2 separate regions of the Homo sapiens genome follow, and region 1 is linked to region 2. Evidence: chromatin loops called from intact Hi-C (ENCODE). Cell type or tissue: ascending aorta. All regions are shown on one strand.

Evidence for each region. Peaks named below come from ENCODE experiments on the same cell type or tissue, not always from the same donor. Only the 100,000 strongest peaks of a DNase experiment are listed, where the experiment ranks them.
Region 1: it touches region 2 in a loop (2.1-fold over the local background); 25 of 110 quality-filtered maps call a loop at or near these places.

What each region holds. Positions count from the first base shown.
Region 1 is chr2:100,618,399-100,623,398 of GRCh38, forward strand. No RefSeq gene overlaps it. Among named protein-coding and RNA genes, the nearest start is that of LINC01849, 17 kb to the left of the region's middle. In ascending aorta, no CTCF peak of the experiment used is centred here; a DNase peak (open chromatin) is centred at 2,333.
Region 2 is chr2:100,711,998-100,716,997 of GRCh38, forward strand. No RefSeq gene overlaps it. Among named protein-coding and RNA genes, the nearest start is that of LINC01868, 35 kb to the left of the region's middle. In ascending aorta, no CTCF peak of the experiment used is centred here; no DNase peak of the experiment used is centred here.

The DNA.
Region 1 (5,000 bases), 94 kb before region 2:
AGGCTCCTTCCACCACACCCATCTAAGTTTTTGTATTTTTAGTGGAGGCGGGGGTTTCACCATGTTGCCCAGGCTGGTCTTGAACTCCTGACCTGAGGTGATCCACCTGCCTTGGCCTCCCAAAGTGCTGGGATTACAGGCATGAGCCACTGTGCCTGACCTTCTTTTTTTTTTATTTTAATTTTTCCATAAGTTGTTGGGATACAGATGGTATTTGGCTAGATGAGTAAGTTCTTTAGTGGTGATTTGTGAGATTTTGGTGCACCCATCACCGGAGCAGTATACATTGCACCCTACTTGTAGTCTTTTATCTCTCGCTCCCCCACACTCTTCCCCACAAGTCTCTAAAGTCCATTCCATCATTCTTATGCCTTTGTGTCCTCATAGCTTAGCTCCCATATATCAATGAGAAGATACAATGTTTGGTTTTCTATTCCTGAGTTACTTCACTTAGAATAATAGTTTCCAATCTCATCCAGGTCACCGCAAATGTCATTAATTCATTCCTTTTTATGGATGTGTAGTATTCCATCATATATATATATATACCACAGTTTCTTTATCCACTCGTTGATCGATGGACATTTGATTTGTTCCATATTTTTGCAATTGTAAATTGTGCTGCTATAAACATGCATGTGCAAGTATCTTTTTCATAGAATGACTTCTTTTCCTCTGGGTAGATACCCAGTAGTGGGATTGCTGGATCAAATGGTAGCTCTACTTTTAGTTCTTTAAGGAATCTCCACACTGTTTTCCATAGTGGCTGTACTAGTTTACATTCCCACCAGCAGTATAGAAGTGTTCCCTGACCACTGCATCCATGTCAACATCTGCTGTTTTTTGATTTTTTGATTATGGCCATTCTTGCAGGAGGAGGTGGTATCGCATTGTGGGTTTGATTTGCATTTCCCTGGTCATTAGTGATGTTGAGCATTTTTTCATATGTTTTTTGGCCATTTGTATATCGTCTTTTGAGAATTGTCTATTCATGTCCTTAGCCCGCTTTTTGATGGGATTGTTGCCTCCAGAATCCAAAGCATGATAAGTCACTCACTTGATTCTATAATTTTCAAGGTTAGGCCACATGTCCACTGGAGGCTGGGTCATCAGCTCCACCTGAATCAGATGAGTTGAGGAAGGGAAAGAGAGCGCATCAGTGAAAATCCAGGTACCATTGTGAAAAGAAGGAAGAGCCGATGCTGGTCAGGCAACACGAGCAGGTGCCCATGGAGGGTGGTGAGAGCCAGGTTGGGGTTGCTCCCTGTGCCGTACTCCTAACCTCAGCCTGCAGAGCCTCCCAGGTGGACACTGTGATGCCAGAGTAGGAAGACTCAAGCCTTGTTCACTCACTCATTCATTCAACAGCCATTCATTGAGAACTAACGCTGGACAAGGTCCTGGGCTAAACACTGCCCAGGATGCAAAAGATGTAAGATGTGTTCCTGGTTCTTAAAGATCTCAGCTTTCTGGGTGGCTCATACTCACGTTATGTGTGATTGTTGAAAAAATGATGCCTTCTTTCTTGCTGGAGTTTCCTCATTTCCTCCTTCTAGCAAAGAGACATAAAGAAACCTGCGCAATTTTCCAGGAGGTATCTGACGTTCACTGAGATAATAGACTGTTCTTGTGACTGGCATGGAAAGTCCGTTTCAATGACAGAGTTCACTGTGGCCATGATAAGTGGGATTGGGAGCAGGGTGGCAGCCCACAGAGCCACCCACGTGCTCATCAGGTCTCACGGTCTTCTCTGTATCCAGGGAGGCCTCTGCCCCATTGCAGCTGAAGAACCAGCCATGGCCATGGGGTCTGCCCAAACGATGGCTGGGAGCTTGCTAGGCCACAATTGGGGTTTCCCTGACTTTGTCAGTTTTTATTTCCCATCATGCCAACTATGTTTCAAATTTCACAAAAAGAAGAAAAAAAATCAATGTTTTTTTTTCTTGCAAAGAACTTATATTTTCAACTTGAAGATGGAAAAATCAAAGTCAGAGTCCACAAGTTTCTGAGGAGCTCTTGACCTACTTTTGGGGAAACCAGTTCTTGTTGGAACCACAAACCAGGGCACGGCTTTCAATGGCTTCATGCAATGTGCTGTCAGAAGCATATGGGAAGCTGGGCACTGGGGGGCCCCATCAGAAAACCCATGCATGAGCGATGATGACCTGATGCTTGGCTGGGTTTTATCCCCACAAAGTGTCCAGATTGACACTGTAGATCTCATGTGGAACCTGCCAGGTCACCTTCCCTTTAGCCCTGTCCCCGTGCCTCCTGCTGACCTGCACCTGCAGTGCAGCCTGTGGCTCTCTCTGGCCTGAGTCAGGGAACACTTGAGGAACTCCTAGCTTAGAGGCTGGGGACTCAGTGTCCCATGCATCCTGCCCTTCCCTGTGGCTCAGTCAAGCAACTGGGCTCCTCCCTTTCTCCCACCAAGTTCTCATATTGCTGCCAACTCCCCCATCCGTACCTCCTGCCCCAGGTCCCAGGACCCAGACCCACTTCTACACCTCTGCATCGGGGCCTTGCCCATGGCCCTGACACCACACTGACTCTCCGACACCTCTCAGACACCTGTGGGGCATGCTGCGATTCTCACAGCTCCTTCCTGAGCTCCAAGGCCAGTGCTAGCATGGACTCCTTCTTGCATATTACACCATTCCTACGAGTCATAAACCCCAAAGCTTCTCTCCTGGAGGGAAAAATTAATTTTCACATTTTATGATTTCCTTTGATAGAACTTAGTGTTCATGTCACACACACACACACACACACACACACACACACACACACACACACACATATAATCTCTCTCTCTCTGTCTCTCACACACAGGAAACAAACTGCCCAGAAAGGCTCATACTCAGGACTCACAGTCCCAAAGGCCACCCTGTCTCCGCCATAGCTACCTGCCTGTGGGGGACTTTGTCTCACTTCATACTCAGAGAGGGTTACTTTGCTGCCCTGAGTCAGAGCACTTTCCTGATGTTGAGAATCAACATGCAATTAGGAAGAATGAGCACGGCCGTCCTCCTGCCTCCTCAGGTTCGGTCCCCGAGCTGTCTGTCTCTAGCTCAGTTCCATGGCTGGAGAGTAGGAGTTCCTTGTCAGTGTTCCCAGCCAGGGGAGCTAGAAATAGTTCAGGCAATTCTTATTCTTGTCCAAAGCAAGGATCAATGCAGCTGACCACAGTGGCCCTGTGTGGGCGCCACATGTCTGTGAATGTTGACTGACAGCAGAGGCAACTATCCCTGCATAGGCTGTCATGCAACTAAGCTGGAGAGATGCCTTGCACTTATGAAAACAAAAAGCTTCTGGCAGCTCCATCGTTCTGCAGTCCATGTGCTGTTGCTCCGGGGCAGGCTTCTCCCAGCTGCCCTTTGCCTATGGCATTCCTCCTCTTTCCAGTAACCAGGCACAGGGGAGGGGCGCATCATAGGGTGACAGCTGTGGAGGCTGTGTGCTCTACAGTGACCACAGACTCCCAGATGTTCTGGAAATGCACTAATCAAAGTGTCAATGGAATAGCAGAAAAACTCAGAAAAGAAGACACAAAGAAACACCACCATCAAATTAGAAAGGGTTGGTGTGTCTATCTTCTACACAGGTATTTCTGGATATGGAAAAGCCAACCAGCGTGGTCATAGTCATGGTCATTTCCATTCCTGTTCTTCTTCTTCTTCTTCTTTTTTTTTTTTTGAGACAGGGTCTCACTGTTGCCCAGGCTGGAGTGCAATTGGTGTGATCTAGGCTCACTGCAACCTCTGCCTCCCAGGTTCAAGCGATTCTCCTGCCTCAGCCTCCTGAGTAGCTGGCATTACAGGCACCTGCCACCATGCCCAGCTAATTTTTGTATTTTTGGTAGAGATGGGGTTTCACCATGTTGCCCAGCTGGTCTCAAACTCCTGGCCTTGGCCTCTTAAAGTGCTGGGATTACAGACGTGAGCCACCGTGTCCAGCCATTCTTGTCCTTTTGACGCAAGATTCTAATCACATCTTCTTGAGAACTCTCCGAACAATATACACTGTTTTATTCATGATAAAGAATTCTTATAACCAGCAATACCATCTATGATTTCGTATGTGATATGGTTTGGCTCTGTTTCCCTACTCAAATCTCATATTGAAGTGTAAGCCACAGTGTTGGAAGTGGGACCTGGTGGGAAGTGATTGGATCATGGGGGTGGAATTCTCATGAATGGTTTTGCACCATCCCATTGATGCTGTCTTTGCGATAGTGAGGGAGTTCTTGCAAGATCTGGTCATTTAAAAGTGTGTAGCACCTCTCCCACCCCTCTTGCTCATGCTCCAGCCATGTGACACACCTACTCCCCCTTCACCTTCCGCTGTGATTGGAAGCTTCCTGAGGCCTCCCAGAAGCTAAGCAGATGTTAGCACCATGCTTCCTGTATAGCCTACAGAGCCATGAGCCAATTAAATCTCTTTTCTTTATCAATAACCCAGCCTCAGGTGTTTCTTCATAGCAATGTAAGAACGGGCTAACACAGGGTGCTTTCCATTTTGTATGGCCAGTCAATTCCAGATTACCTGGACGATGGCCCTGCACGATGGGCTGGATTATAGAAAACTCCACAGCATGCAAACCTTATTGCTACATAGCTTTGAAATATTTCATGTAATTTTTTACACAAGCATTTGCTTCCTAATTACATGATGATGTTTTATTATTTTCTGCATCAGTGCTATTAGCGACCACATATACAGTGTGGACTCGATGTCCTTTGTGTTCACTCACTCACTCATCGAATGCTCTCAACACCTCCTGTGAGGTCGGGTTTTAGTGAGGATAACAATAACTACTTTAAGAAAGTGACTCAACAGTGCAGTGGCTCTAAGCAGATTGAAGATTACTTTTCTTTTATGTGGTGATCTCATTGTCCCAAGTTGGAAGGCGACAGGGTTAGGCTGATGACCATTGTGTATAGGTGGCTAGCAAAGCCACTCTGGTCACTGCTGCTCAAGCCATCAGAAACAGAGAACAA
Region 2 (5,000 bases):
TGAATTTCTTCCTCTTTGAAGGCAAACTGGCGACACTTGCTAGCTTTTGGTTTGCGCTTGCCTGGTGCGATGGTTAATACTGAGTGTCAACCTGACTGGATTGAAGGATGCAATATTGATCCTAGGTGTGTCTGTGAGGGTGCTGGCAAAGGAGATTAACATTTGAGTCAGTGGGCTGGGAAGGCAGGCCCACCCTTAATCAGGTGGGCACCATCTAATCAGCTGCTAGAGAGTATAAACCAGACGGAAAAACGTGAAGAAGAGAGACGGGCCTAGCCTTTCAGCCTACATCTTTTTCCCATGCTGGATGCTTCCTGCCCTTGAAGATTGGATTCCAAGTTCTTCAGTTTTGGGACTCGGACTGGCTCCTCTTGCTCCTCAGCTTGCAGACAGCCTATTGTGGCCTTGTGATTGTGTAAGTTAATATTTAATAAACATATATTATATATTATATATACATAATAAAATATATAATATATATAACAAAAATATATATATATATATATATTATATATATCCTATTAGTTCTGTCCCTCCAGGAGAACCCTGACTAATAAAGATTTTGGTACCAGGTAGTGGTTCTAGAGAAACAGAATATTACGGGTGGAGTTCTTTCATTGGTTTTGGGGTTTCTGGAGTTGGCTGCTTAATATGATTAAACACAAAAATGCTAAGGACTCTACTTCTAATAGTATGGAGAACACTGATAGTCCTTGGTGGAAACTGTTTAGAGAATTACACAAAATAAATGCATTTGACACTCCTGATTCACTGCTCATGAGAGTTTAGTGACACTTCACATAATACCTTCGGCCATATGTGGAGACCCAAGGAACATAATGAAGCTGGTTGATTGCTCCTAAGTTCAGTGGACAAAGTGATGACAGAAAATGGTGAACTCAGGGATTCTGTCTCCTGGCTTCAGAAGCAGATACTGACCCTCAAATCTGCTAAGATTGCCCTGAGTGAGAGTCTTGTCTCCTGTAGAGAAAGAGCTGAAATTGTGGAAAAACAGACACAAGCTCTTACCATGCGAGTGGCTGACCTGCAACAAAAGGTTCATGCACAGCCTCGCCAGCTGTCTACTGTTAAAGTGAGAGCATTGATTGGAAAAGAATGGGACCCTGCAACTTGGAATAGGGGCATGTGGGAGGACCCTGATGTTTGTAAACTCTGATGAACCTTTTTTGCCAGAAGGAACAGCTTCCCTATCCCCAGTAGTGGCAACATCCCCTCTCTAACCCATGCTGCCATCAGCCTTTCCACTTTTGTCTGAGGAGATAAACCCTGAGCTGCCTGAGGCAATAGTGACAGCCTCCCCTGAGGCAGTGGCCAGGTAAAATAATGTTGATTCTCCTCAGGAGCCAACCCCAACACCCCTTTTTGCTTCTAGGTAACTGCGTGGGGGAAAGGGAAATGATCAGACATTTGGGGGACTACTGGACACAGGCTCTGAGCTGACGTTGATTCCAGGGGACCCAAAACATAATTGTGATCCTCCAGTTAAAGGAAGGGCTTATAGAGGTCAGGTAATTAATGGAATTTTAGCTCAGGTCCAACTTACAGTGGGTCCAGTGGGTCCCTGGACTCATCCTGTGGTCATTTCCCCAGTGTCAGAATGCATAATTGGCATAGATAGCAGCTGGCAGAGCCCCCACATTGGCTCCGTGACTGGTAGGGTGAGGGCTATTATGGTGAAAGGTCAAATGGAAGCCATTAGAGCTGCCTCTACCTAGAAAAAATAGTAAATCAAAAACAATATCACATCCCTGGAGGGATTGCGGAGATTAGCGGCACCATCAAGGATTGAAGTATGCAGGCTGGTGATTCCCACCACATCCCCTTTCAACTCTCCCGTTTGGCCTGTGCAGAAGACAGATGGATCTTGTAGAATGACAGTGGATTATCATAAGCTTAACCAAGTGGTGACTCCTATATCAGTTGCTGTACCAGATGTGGTTTCATTGCTTGAGCAAATTAACATATCTGGTACCTGGTATGCAGTCATTGACTTGGCAAATGCCTTTTTCTCCATTCCTGTCCATAAGGCCCACCAGAAGCAATTTGCCTTTAGCTGTCAAGACCAGCAATATACCTTTACTGTCCTACTTTAGGGATATATTAACTCTTTGGCTTTGTGTCATAATCTTATCTGAGAGACTTTGATCGCTTCTCTCTTCCATGAGATATCACACTGGTCCGTTACATTGATGATATTATGCTGATTGGATCCAGTGAGCAAGAAGTAGTAAATACACTGGACTTATTGGTGAGACATTTGCATGACAGAGCATGGGAAATAAATCTGACTAAAATTAAAGTAACTTCTACGTCAGGAAAATGTCTGGGGGTCCAATGGTGTGGGGCCTGTAGAGATATTCCTTCTAAGGTAAAGGATAAGTTGCTGCGTTTGGTCCCTCCTACAACCAAGAAAGAGGCACATGCCTAGTGGGTCTATTTGGATTTTGGAGGCAACACGTTCCTCATTTGGGTGCCTTACTCTGGCGCATTTATTGAGTGACCCAAAAGCCTGCCAGTTTTGAGTGGGGTCCAGAACAGAAGAAGGCTCTGCAACAGTTCCAGGCTGTTGTGCAAGCTGCTCTGCCACTTGGGCCATATGACCCAGCAGATCCAAAGGTGCTTGAAATGTCAGTGGCAGATAGGGATAGATCTTGGAGAATGACAGTGGATTATCATAAGCTTAATCAAGTGGTGACTCCAATTTCAGCTGCTGTACCAGATGTGGTTTCATTGCTTGAGCAAATTAACACATCTGGTACCTGGTATGCAGCCACTGACTTGGCCTTCGGAGCCTTTGGCAGGCTCCCATAAGTGAATCACAGTGGAGGCCTGTAGGATTTTGGAGCAAGGCCCTACCATCTTCTGAAAATAACTACTCTCCTTTTGACAGACAGCTCTTGGCCTGTTACTGGGCTTTGGTGGAAACTGAATGTTTGACTATGGGTCATCAAGTCACCATGCGACCTGAACTGTCTATCATGCACTGGATGTTTTCTGACCCATCTGGTCATAAAGTGGGTCATGCACAGCAGCATTCCATCATCAAATGGAAGTGGTATATATGTGATCGGGCTCGAGCCGGTCCTGAAGGCACAAGTAAGTTACATGAGGAAGTGGCTCAAGTGCCCATGGTCTCTACTCCTGCCACCTGCCTTCTCTCCCCTAGCCTGCACCGATGGCCTCATGGGGAGTTCCCTGTGATCAGTTGACAGAGGAAGGGAAGACTAGGCCCTGGTTCAGAGATGGTTCTACATGATATGCAGGCACCACCCGGAAGTGGACAGCTGCAGGACTACAGCCCTTTCTAGGACATCCCTGAAGGACAGCGGTGGAGGGAACTTCCCAGTGGGCAGAACTTCGAGCAGTGCACCTGGTTATGCACTTTGCATGGAAGGAGAAATGGCCAGATGTCTGATTATATACTGATTCATGGGCTGCAGCCAATGGTTTGGCTGGATGGTCAGGGACTTGGAAGAAGCATGATTGGAAAATGTGTGACAAAGAAATCTAGGGAAGAAGTATGTGGATGGACCTCTCTGAGAGGTCAAAAACTGTGAAGATATTTGTATCCCATGTGAGTGCTCACCAATGGGTGACCTCAGCAGAGGGGGATTTTAACAATCAAGTGGATAGGATGACCTGTTCTGTGGACACCACTCAGCCTCTTTCCCCAGCCACTTCTGTCATCACCCAATGGGACCATGAACAAAGTGGCCATGGTGGCAGGGATGGAGGTTACGCATGGGCTCAGCAACATGGACTTTCACTCACCAAGGCTGACCTGGCTATGGCCACTGCTGAGTGCCCAATTTGCCAGCAGCAGAGACCAACACTGAGCCCTTGATATGGCACCATTCCTCAGGGTGATCAGCCAGCTACTTGGTGGCAGGTTCATTACACTGGACTTATTCCATCATGGAAAGGGCAGACGCTTGTCCTCACTGGAATAGACACATACTCTGGACATGGGTTTGCCTATCCTGCATGCAATCTTTCTGCCAAGACTACCATCTGTGGACTCACAGAATGCCTTATCCACCGTCATGGTATTCCACACAGCATTGCCTCTGACCAAAGCACTCTCTTCATGGCTAAAGAAGTGCGGCAGTGTGCTCATGCTCATGGAATTCACTGTACCATGTTCCCCATCATCCTGAAGCAGCTGGATTGATAGAACGGTGGAATGGCCTTCTGAAGTCACAATTACAATGCCAACTAGGTGACAATACTTTGCAGGCCTGGGGCAAAGTTCTCCAGAAGGCCACGTACGCTCTGAATCAGTGTCCAAAATATAGTACTGTTTCTCCCATAGCCAGGATTCATGGGTCCAGGAATCAAGGAGTGGACTTGGAAGTGGCACCACTCACTATCAGCCCCATTCTTGTTCCCACGACATTACATTCTACTGGCCTAGAGGTCTTAGTTCCAGAGGGAGGAATGCTGCCACCAGGAGAAACAACAACGATCCCATTAAACTGGAAGTTAAGATTGACACCTGGCCACTTTGGGATCCTTCTACCTTTAAGTCAACAGGCTAAGAAGGGAGTTATAGTGTTGGTTGGGGTGATTGACCTGGAATATCAAGACAAAATCAGTCTACTACTCCACAATGGAGGTAAAGAAGAGTAAAAATGGAATATAGGAGATCGATTAGGCAGTCTCTTAGTATTACCATGCCCCATGATTAAGGTCAATGGGAAACTACTACATCCCAATCCAGGCAGGACTACAAATGACTCAGATCCTTCAGGAATGAAGGTTTGGGTCACTCCACCAGGAAAAAAAAATACGTCCTGCTGAGATGCTTGCTGAAGGCAAAGGGAATACAGAATGGGTAGTAGAAGGAGGTAGTCATCAATACCAGCTATGACCATGTGACCAGCTGCAGAAATAAAGACTGTAATTGTCATGAGTATTTCCTCCTTCTTTTATTAAAAATATATTTGTACATGTATACACTTGTACTAAGAAAATATCTT